Linked DNA regions of Homo sapiens: region 1 is linked to region 2. A link is a loop called in an ENCODE intact Hi-C map of the cell type or tissue named here. Cell type or tissue: endothelial cell of umbilical vein. All regions are shown on one strand. Links, peaks and the distances in the headings refer to the core of each region. The heading gives the core; the rest is flanking DNA. Region 1 overlaps KANK2 (KN motif and ankyrin repeat domains 2). Region 2 overlaps SMARCA4 (SWI/SNF related BAF chromatin remodeling complex subunit ATPase 4).

What was found. A loop is a pair of places that touch in the nucleus more often than their neighbours do. Peaks named below come from ENCODE experiments on the same cell type or tissue, not always from the same donor. Only the 100,000 strongest peaks of a DNase experiment are listed, where the experiment ranks them.
Region 1: a loop joins it to region 2, with 11 times the contacts of the local background. A loop is called at or near these places in 1 of 110 quality-filtered maps.

The regions. Positions count from the first base shown.
Region 1 is chr19:11,165,641-11,170,937 of GRCh38, reverse strand. It overlaps KANK2 (KN motif and ankyrin repeat domains 2), which reads left to right. Exons shown (of 13, transcript NM_001136191.3): 11 at 690-890; 12 at 972-1,061; 13 at 4,327-5,297. The coding sequence ends at 4,380. Among named protein-coding and RNA genes, the nearest start is that of SPC24, 13 kb to the right of the region's middle. RefSeq lists an enhancer at 4,192-4,692. In endothelial cell of umbilical vein, for the core only: no CTCF peak of the experiment used is centred there; a DNase peak (open chromatin) is centred at 2,127; H3K27ac peaks cover 2,167 bases.
Region 2 is chr19:11,032,972-11,038,339 of GRCh38, reverse strand. SMARCA4 (SWI/SNF related BAF chromatin remodeling complex subunit ATPase 4) reads right to left here. Exons shown (of 35, transcript NM_003072.5): 26 at 4,823-5,050; 27 at 4,475-4,573; 28 at 4,140-4,217; 29 at 3,208-3,426. Among named protein-coding and RNA genes, the nearest start is that of LDLR, 54 kb to the left of the region's middle. RefSeq lists an enhancer at 1,956-2,115. In endothelial cell of umbilical vein, for the core only: a CTCF peak has its summit at 2,239 (motif pointing left); a DNase peak (open chromatin) is centred at 2,219.

The sequences.
Region 1 (5,297 bases), core at 1-5,000, 130 kb before region 2:
AGGCAGGAGAGTTGCTTGGACCCAGGAGGTGGAGGTTGCAGTGAGCCGAGATTGCGCCACTGCACTCCAGCCTGGTGACAGAGCGAGACGCCATCTCCAAAAAAAAATAATTAACCCTTTTAAAGGAACAATTAGCCTGGGCAACATGGCAAAACCCTATCTATACAAAAGATACAAAAATTAGCCAGGCATTGTGGCGCATGCCTGTAGTCTCAGCTACTCGGGAGGCTGAGGTGGGAGGATCACCTGAGCCTGGGGAGGTTGAGGCTGCAGTGAGCTGCGATCGTGCCACTGCACGCCAACCTGGGCAACAGAGCAAGACCCTGTCTCTAAAATAAAGCAAAACAAAACCAAAAGCACTACTGGCATGAAATACATTCACCCTGTTGTGCAACCAACACCTCCGTCTAGTTCCAGAACGTTCTCTTCACCCCCAAAGGAAACCTGTATCCATCATTTCCTCCGCCCCCGCTTCTCCCAGCCTCTGGCAACCACTCATCCGCTTTCTGTCTCTGTGGATTTATTACTCCCCTGGTGACGGGAGGGTTGTTTGAGATTCAGGAGGAGATCAGCAAGTTGAGGGTACATTTCACCATCAGAGTATGTGGGAGCTACAGCAGGTTCTAGACCAGGGGGTGTCCTGCCCTGGGGCCTGCATGAACCATAATCCTGTTCCTTGCCCTCCCCAGGCAGGACAGACGGCCCTGATGCTGGCCGTCAGCCACGGGCGGGTGGACGTTGTCAAAGCCCTGCTGGCCTGTGAGGCAGATGTCAACGTGCAAGATGATGACGGCTCCACGGCCCTCATGTGCGCCTGTGAGCACGGCCACAAGGAGATCGCGGGGCTGCTGCTGGCCGTGCCCAGCTGTGACATCTCACTCACAGATCGCGTGAGTCTCCAACCAGGTGCACCCCGGGGAGGGCGGGAGCACAGCATGGGGACGTCATTCATAGCACCGGATACTTTGCAGGATGGGAGCACAGCTCTGATGGTGGCCTTGGACGCAGGGCAGAGTGAGATTGCGTCCATGCTGTATTCCCGCATGAACATCAAGTGCTCGGTGAGTCTCAATCCGGCCGGGTAGGCACGGGATGGGTGGGTCTCTGAAAGGACAGAGATTTGTTGTTTTTGTTTTTGAGGCAGAGTCTCACTCTGTCGCCCAGGGTGGAGTGCGGTGGCACGATCTGGGCTCATTGCAACCTCCGCCTCCCGGCTTCAAGCCATTCTGCTGCCTCAGCCTCCTGAGTAGCTGGGATAACAGGTGTGCACCACCACACCCGGCTAATTTTTGTATTTTTAGTAGAGACGGGGTTTCACCATGATGGTCAGGCTGGTCTCAAACTCCTGACCTCGTGATCCACCTGCCTTAGCCTCCCAAAGTGCTGGGATTACAGGTATGAGCCACCATGCCTGGTCTTGTTTTTGTTTTCAGACTGGGTCTTACTCTGTCACCAAGGCTGGAGTGCAGTGGCACAATTAAAGCTCACTGCAAACTCCACTTCCTGGGCTCAAGTGATCCTTTCACCTCAGCCTCCTGAGTAGTTGGGACTACAGGCGCACGTCACCACACCTGGCTGAGTTTTTTTTGTTTTGTTTTTTGAGACAAAGTCTTGTTCTATCACCCAGGCTGGAGTACAGTGGCACAATCTTGGCTCACTGTAACCTGTATCTCCCAGGTTCGAGCAATTCTCCTGCCTCAGTCTCCAAAGTAGCTGGGATTACAGGTGCACACCACCATGCCCGGCTAATTTTTGTATTTTTAGTAGAGATGGGATTTCACTGTGTTGGCCAGGCTGGTCTTGAACTCCTGAGCTCAAGTGATCTGCCCGCCTCTGCCTCCCAAAGTGCTGGGATTACAGGCGTGAGCCACTGCACCCGGACATTTTTTAACATCTTTTGTAGAGACTGGGTCTCACTATGTTGCCCAGGCTGGTCTTGAATACCTGAGCTTAAGCCATGCTTCCTCTTCTGCCTCTGAAAGCGCTGGGATTACAGGGGTCAGCCACTGTGCCTGGCCAGAGGAGACGGATGTTTATGAAGAGCTGATTGTGCATGGGGTTCACGCTAAGGATAAAGTCAGAATATGGTCAGCTGCTTGCTGAACCTTCATAGTGCCCCAGTGAGGAAATTAGTCACAGAGAGGCTGCATGGTCATGGTTGGCATAACAGTATTCACGCCTGGGTCTGTCTGGTTCCAAATGCGTGTCTTAGTCACCATTCACTCATTTGAAAAATATTTATTGAGCGCCTGCTGCATGTTAGGCCCAGTTCTAGGTAGTCCCCAGTGGTCACAGCACTGATCAAAACAGAAAACAGTATCCACCCTTATGGAGTGAGCATTCTGGTAAGAGACACAATCAGGCTGGGCGCGGTGGCTCACGTCTGTAATCCCAGCACCTTGTGGGGCCGAGATGGAAGGATTGCTTGAACCCAAGAGTTCGAGACCAGCCTGGGCAACATAGGGAGATCCTGTCTCCCCCAAAAATACAGGTGCATGCCTGTACTCCCAGCTACTCGGGAGGCTGAGGCAGGAGGATCACCTGAACCCAGGAATTTGAGGCTGCAGTGAGCCATGGTTGCATCACTACATGGTGACAGAGTGCCGCCTTGTCTGGGAAAAAAAAAAAGAAAGAGGCCAGGCGTGGTGGCTCATGCCTGTAATCCCAGCACTTTGGGAGGCCAAGGTGGGCGGATGATTTGAGATAAGGGGTTCAAGACCAGGCTGGCCAACATGGTGAAACTCCATCTGTACTAAAAAAACAAAATATTAGCCGGGTGTGGTGGCGCATGCCTTTAATCTCAGCTATTCTGGAGGCTTAGGCGGGAGAATCACTTGAACCCAGGAGGTGGAGGTTGCAGTGAGCCAGAGATCATGACATTGGGCAACAAGAGCAAAACTCTGTCTCAAAGAAAAAAAAAAAAAAAAAAAAACAAGGACGTGGGATGGCGAGTGATGGGGAAGCTATTGGAGTCCCTCAGAGAAGAGATGACATTTGAGTCAACACCTGGAGAAGTTAGGGAGTGAATCACATGGTCTTCCGGGCAGCAGGAACAAGCAGTGCAAAGGCCCTGAGGCAGGGGTGTGTCTGACGTGTTTAAGGAGCATTCAGGCCAGACTCACTGGTTCACGCCTGTAATCCCAGCACTTTGGGATGCCATGGCGGGCAGATCACCTGAGGTCAGGAGTTCGAGACCAGCCTGGCCAACATGGTGAAGCCCTGTCTCTACTAAAAATACAAAAATTAGCTGGGTGTGGTGGTGGGCACCTGTAATCCCAGATACTCGGGAGGCTGAGGCATGAGAATTGCTTGAACCTGGGAGGCAGAGGTTGCAGTGAGCTGAGATCGCGCCACTGCACTCCAGCCTGGGTGACAGAGTGAGATTCCGCCTCAAAAAAAAAAAAAAATTAGCTGGGCCTGGTGGTGCATGCCTATAGTCCCAGCTACTCGGGAGGCTAAGGCAGGAGGATTGCTTGAGCCCAGATAGTCAAGGCTACTGTGAGCTATGATTGGACCACTATACTCCAGCCTGGCAACAGAGCAAGACCCTGTCTTTAAGCAAAAAAAAATCTAGGCCGGGCACGGTGGCTCACGCCTGTAATCTCAACACTTTGGGAGGCCAAGATGGGCGGATCACCTGAGGTCAGGAGTTTGAGACCAGACTGACCAACATGGAGAAACCCCATCTCTACTAAAAACGCAAAATTAGCCGGGCGTGGTGGCGCCTGCCTGTAATCCCAGCTACTAAGGAGGCTGAGGCAGGAGAATCACTTGAACCCAGGAGGCAGAGGTTGCAGTGAGCTGAGATCATGCCATTGCACTCCAGCCTAGGCAACAAGAGTGAAACTCTGTCTCAAAAAAAAGAAAAGAAAAAGCCAGGGTCCTCTCCAAAGCCCACCAGGCCCTGCACAACCACCCTCACCTTCCCCACTACTGTTTCTCTCCCCCTCTAGCCACACTGGCCTTATTGCCACACCCCTCTGCACTTATCCCAGGGCCTTTGCACGTGCTGTTTCCGCTGCCTGGAATGCTCTTCCCTGCTCGCTGGCTCCTTGATGCCGTTCACAGTCAGCTGAGAACTCACCCTCCCTGACCAGCCACTGTCCACCCTCATTCCTTTGCATCCCTCACCCCCGGTGAACATCCTCAACCACAGTCATGAGTTTGCTTCTTCAAGGCGGTGCCCCCAGATCGCCACCTCCTTGGGGCCAGGGGCCACGCCTCCCTCCTGCTTACCCATCATATCTACCAGGCCAGCCACCACGTTGGCGCCTCGGGGGATTGGAAAGGATCCCAAACAAAAAGAATTCTGCTTCTCTGTTTCAGTTTGCCCCAATGTCAGATGACGAGAGCCCTACATCATCCTCGGCAGAAGAGTAGCCGTGAGGGAGGCGGGGACCAGCCAGACCGGGAGCAAACCGTCCCTTGTCCCCGTCTCCTCCCTGTTCCCGTTCCTCCCTGGCCCACCCCACTCACACTCCCCAAGGCCCACGGCTCAAAGGCAAGCGAGCTCTCCCTCTGCTTCCCTGGGGGAGCCCCGACGGCCACAGGACTCCAGCTCCAAGTGGGTTTTCTTGGCTCCCCTGTTCAAAGTGGCCACAGCGCAGACCGAAGCAAAATTCTTGTATACATTGGCGCCAGGGCTGATGCTGGGGTGTGGGTTTTATGAAGAACATTGAGAACAATCAGCTGGTAATTATGGATGGAGGAAGAGGGAGAGGAAAAAAATATTGTATTTTTGAATCATTGTTGCAGGAGGGGGTGGGAATCTTAGGATTTGTTGCCAGATTTGAAAGTCACTGGAACTTGCATATTTTCATTTTAATCCTAAGTGTTATTACGCACCAGTTGGGGTTCACCCTTCATCCCCCACATTTAATTGTCTGATATAGAATAGTGTTGTGTCCACTGCCCCGCTAGACGGCTTTCTTAGGGGAATTTTCTTCTGGTTGTTTCACAAGACAGATTCTGTCCTTGTCACCCGGGACAGAAAACTCAGTCTTTTCACCCTCATTCAGATGAAGGGACTCAGGACAGGCTCTGTGACTTACAGGGACCCAATCAATTCACAATGAGAAATTACCGGCCAGGCGTGGTGACTCACGTCTGTAATCCCAGCACTTTGGGAGGGCAAGGCAAGAGCTTGAGCTTGAGCCTAGACGTTAAAGACCAGCCTGGGCAACACAGCAAGACCCATCTCTACAAGAAATTTAAAAACTAGCCAGGCGTGGTGGTGCGCGCCTGTAGTCCCAGCTACTTGGGAGGCTGAGCCCTGGAGGTCGAGGCTACAGTGAGCT
Region 2 (5,368 bases), core at 237-5,236:
CTTTACTTTTGGGATTAAGTTTTAAAAATTGTTCTTAAAAGACACAGAAGGGGACACAGAGGAGAAGTCCCCATGAAGACAGAGGCAGAGATGGGGTGACGCTGCCCCAAGCCAGGAGGCTTCTGGAACCATCAGAAGCTGGAAAAGCCAAGGAAGGGTCCTCTCCTAGGGCCTCGAAAGGAACACAGCCCTGCCCACACCGTGGGTTCAGACTTCTGGCCCAGAATGCAGAGAAAATAGTTCTGTTGCTTTAGGCTGCCACAGTCATGGCCATGTCCGATGGCGGCCATAGGAGCATTTTGAAGGCTTTGAGTTCACTTGGCAACAGATGGCTGCCAGAAAAGTGGTGCCAATTCCACAGCCAACAGTAGTGGGGAGACAGTGTTTTGTATAATATTTTTCACAACTGTGAATTTGAATATACTGTGTAATAAGATGGGCTCAATGGGAAAAAATAGTCTCTTCAACAAATGCTGCTGGGACAACTGGATTTCCAGTTGGATGGATGAAGATGGACCCCTACCTCACATCATGTATAAAATTTAACTCAAAATGGATCTTACATGGATCTACATGGAAGAGATCAAATTATAACCCTCCTAGGAGAAAAGACAGGGGCAAGTCTTCGTGACCTTGGATAGGCGATGGTTTCTCAGATACAACACCAAGGCACAGGTGAAAAAGAAAAATCGACTGTAAGTACAATGAAACACTTCTGTGCTTCAACGGATATCACGGAAGCGAAAAGAGAATGTGCAGAATGGAACAAAATATTTACAAATGATATCTGATAAGGCACTTGTAAATAACTTACAATTCAATATTAAGATAAATATATTTTAAATTTGGGTAAAGGATGATGTGACTAGACATCTCTTTCTAGAGGATACACAAAGGGCCAAGAAGCATATGAACAGATACTCCACACCATTAGCCATCAGGGAAATGCAAATCCAACCACACTCAGATGGCACTTCATACGTGCTGGGATGGCTAGAATCAGCGGGCGAGGGAACAGCAAGGGTTGCTGAGGATGTAGAGAAAGAGGAATTCTCATACACAGCTGGTGGAACTGTGAACTGGCGTAGCCACCAAGGAAACCAGGCTGGGGTCCCTCAAAAGGTTAAATAGAGAACTAACATTGTTCCGGCAACTCTACGCCTAGGCACATATTAAAGAGAAATCAGATATTAAAGAGAAATCACATATTAAAGAGAAACGCGTGCACGCAAAAACGTGTACGTGAATGTTCACGGTAGTATTGTTTGTAATAGCCCGAAAGTGGATACAACCCAAGTGTCCATCAAGAATGGACAGAAAAACCGAATGTGACAAATCTGTACGAGGCAGGATTATTTCACCATCAAAGAATGCAACACACCTGCTGCATCATGGGTCAGCATGTTACATTGCGTGAAAAAAGCCTGACACCAAAGCATCCCACGCTGTAGGACTCCACTGACAGGAAACGCCCAGAACAGGTAAAACTATATGGACAGAAAGTACATCAGTGGTTGCCTGGGGCTGGGGAGAATCCATGAATTACCAGGAATGGCAAATCGGGGCAGGGCTTCTTTTGGGGGCGATGAGAATGTTCTAAAATGGACTGTGGTGAGAGATGCACAACTCTTGGATACACTGAAGATGATTGTATCATATACCCCAAAAGGGTGAACTGTATGGTATGTAAATTACACCTAGAAAAAAATGTACATAGAGCAGCCACGTATGAACTGATCTTAAATTTAAAAGGTACTCACTGCCTCAAATATGCAGGGCTGAGCTGGGCACCGTGGCTCATGCTCGTAATCCCAGCTACTCTGCAGGCCGAGGCGGGTGGATTGTTTGAGCCCAGGAGTTTGAGACCAGCCTGAGTGACACAGTGAGACCCCCACTTTACAAAAAATTTAAAATTAGCCAGGCGTGTTGGTGTGTACCTGTAGTCTGAACTACTCAGGAGGCTGAGGTGTGAGGATCACTTGAGCCCCCAGGAACTGGAGGCCAGCCTGGGTAACACAGCAAGACTTTGTCTTTATTAAAAAAGAAAAAAATGCAGGGCCGGTGACACTCATACAGCAGCCAAACAGCTCTGCTGTCACACAGGTCTGTGGCAGGGCTCACACTGTCTTTTCAGGGTTTCTCTTCTGGGTCCTGGAGCGCTGTGCTTGGGAGGCTGGCTGGGGAACAGGATGGCCTGTCTGTCACCTGGGCTCCTGGTGTGTTTCAACAGCGCCCTCTGGTGCACAGCTTGGCAGGCAAGCTCATGAGTCTGGGCTGCTGAGGTCCCAGGAGGGAACCGGGGCTGTTTGGCCACATGGGCTAGGCCACATGGCTCTTTCCTGGGTGTGGCACTTTGCATGGCATAGCCAAAAGCTGCCACCTGCCTTCTCGGAATTATTGCTTCAGGACATTTTTATGACACAACTTCAGGGATGGATTCTGAATCATCGTCTCTATAACTCAGAGCCCCTGAGCTGGGAAGGGGTCTGATCTGTCACCGTAACCCCAGTGAGGACATCAGTGCCAGGCATCTGTCACAGTGTGCCTTGGGCTGGGAAAGTTGGGTCGGGTGAAGCCCCAGGAGCACCGCACGACTGACTCAAAGACATCTGCAGCTGCTGTTGCAGGGCCAGCTGCCATCTGCTGAGAACGGGCCCTCACGTCAGCTCCACAAGCAACTGCCAGCCCCGTGCAGCACCTGCCAGGTTCAGAGGCCCTTGGGGGCTTGCCCTCTCCTCCCTCCCCATGACTGAGTCTCCCCAGCTCATGGGGGGGGACTTGCCCAAAGTGAGGCTGCCTGCAGCCAGCAGTGCAACGCTTTGCAGGGCGCCTCAATAGTCCATGATTCACCCTTGTGCCTCCCTCCTGGCAGGTACTGGGAAAGCCAGCAGTCCACTGAGATCAGCAACATGATTTTTAACCTCGGGAAGAGGTAAACCCTTTTACTTGAAAGACCAACCATAACCAGCAGCAGGTTTTGAGCTGCTCAGGAACCGTGGGTCCTTCTTGCATTCCAAGGCAGAGCCAAAAGGACCTGACCATCCCTGGCCCACATCGGAAGGCTCTCGGCTGCCTGCGGAGCCTGGCCAGGAGTGGCCCAAGGAAAGCATTTTGGACCCAGGCCTGAGTCCTGGCGGTGGGCCCTTTGTCTCCCCAGCCCTGCCTGGCGCTGGCCTGCGGCAGCTGCTGGGCCTCTCCAGCATGTACCTTGAGCCACTGCTTCTCCGTCAGTGAGTCGCTGTAGTCCACCTCCTTGCGGTGGCGGGAGCCACGGCCGAACATCTTCTCCTCCTCCTCCTCACAGGTCAGCCGCTCCACCTCCGCGTCGTCCTTGATGATCCACGAGGGGAGCTCGTCCTCCTCCATGAGGCGCGGCTTCCGCTTGGGGTTGCGGGCCTCCTCGCGCCTGCGGTCCAGGTCCATGCGCTGGTGGGCAGGGAGGCAACGGGAGAGGCATCAGCATGCAGGCACCAGGGGCACGCTAGAGCCAGAACACCGAGAGTTCAGAAGGGCCTTTCTCTGCCCGTGGGGCTCCACGCTGCTGCGAGAGTTAAACAGTAGCTCTCGATTTTTCAGTGGCTGACCTGGCCTGGCTCCGTCAGACCCTGACTAGAGGCTCTGCCTCAGGAGGCAGAGGAAACTCGAAAAGATGGAAGGTTGCACAAGAGGGCTGCAGACCCCAGCAGGGGGGCAGCAGCTGCGTGGCCCAGCGTTGGTGGAGGCATGAGGCCTGCGGGCCAAGGGGCCCCTGCTTGGGTGGCTTATTTCCTGTTTCCCACCCAGGGGCAAGGGGGCTCTGCGACTGAAGGCCTGGTCAGTCCCTTGGCCTTGGATAGGGCGAACTCCCTCTGAAAGGGAGTGCATGAAGCCCTGGAGAGCCCGTTAGAAAACAGAGCTGGTGGGGCAGGTCTCGGGTCACATGCAGAAGGCTGGGTGTGCATCTCGCCCTCCGATGCCATCCTCAGGAGACTGGGGGTGGAAGACGGGTCAGTCTGGAGGTGGGAGTGGGCTGCACTGTGAGCTGTCCCTGGCTCCCTGACCTGCTAGGGATACCACCATGGGCACTAGGACGTCTGCTTTGCTCCTGGTGGCAGCAGAGTGGGATGCCTGAACTGCCCCATCCAGCCTGCAGCGCTTACCATGAACAGATCAAACTCCTCCTCGTGCCGGGCGATCATCTGGTTGACGGTCTCGTCGTCGGGCACCTCGTCTTCCTCCTATAAGATTGCAAACTGTCAGTGCCGCTGAGGAGGGGCCGGGGTGGGCGGCGGCCGAGCTCAGAGGCGAGCGGCGGCGTCCGTGGGAATGAGCTGGTGGTCCCGGCACGGCTGCGGTGGATGGGGACCCACACGGCAGCGAAAGGCACACACACGCACACGCACACGCACGCTCCGTGGGACCAGGGCCCTTGCTGGCCGTCTCAGCCGAGAAGCCGAGGATTGAATGGGCATGGAGACTGAACTACCCCTCTCACCTTTAGAGGTGGCTCCTCCAAGTCGGGGTTGACGCCCGCTGGCGGAGGGGCAGTGTGGGCGAAGCTGGCACTGCCGCTGCCCGTGCTGCAGTGTCTGCTCTGTGGATAAATAGAGGACTTCAGTCTCCAGGGCTGTCAATCCGGCGTCTTTCACCAGCAGTTTAGAAAAAAAAACCACTTCAAAGAAAAAGCAAGTACTCATCCTCTTTCCGTTCAGCCCACACTCCCTTTACTCCAAAGGGATGCAAAAAAAATAAGAGTGCAAAAAAGGTAAAAAAACAAAAATGAAAGCCGCTCACGCGTCCACCATTCACGCTGGGGAGGGGTCGGGGCCGGTGCTGGGCTCACCTCATCCTGCTCCTCGTGCTCCAGGATGGCCTGCAGGAAGGCGCGCCGCTCATGGCTGGAGGACTTCTGGTCGAACATGCCGGCCTGGATCACCTTCTGGTCCACGTTGAGCTTGTACTTGGCTGCAGCTAGGATCTTCTCCTCCACGCTGTTGACGGTGCAGAGGCGGAGCACACGCACCTCGTTCTGCTGCCCGATGCGGTGGGCTCGGTCCTGCGCTTGCAGGTCCTGGGGGAAGAGGTGCCAGTCAGTCCCAAAGGAGCCCAGGAGGTCATAAAAGGGAAGGTGGCCTCTGACACTAGCTGGAGAGGTGTGCTGTGCGTGCCACCCTCGGCCTGACAATTCTGCCCAGCCTGACCTGCCGCCGCATGAAAACAGAGCTGGTGGAGCCTGGGCCGCCATGTGTCCCTCGGGGGAAGGGGACTCTCATCACGTTCCTCCAGAAGTGCCACCTTCTACCTTATTGGGACCCCACAGATATTCGGGAAGAAAGCACCAACCCCCCAGGGGATTATATTCTCAAGCAGCTCCCGTGGCAGCGGCACA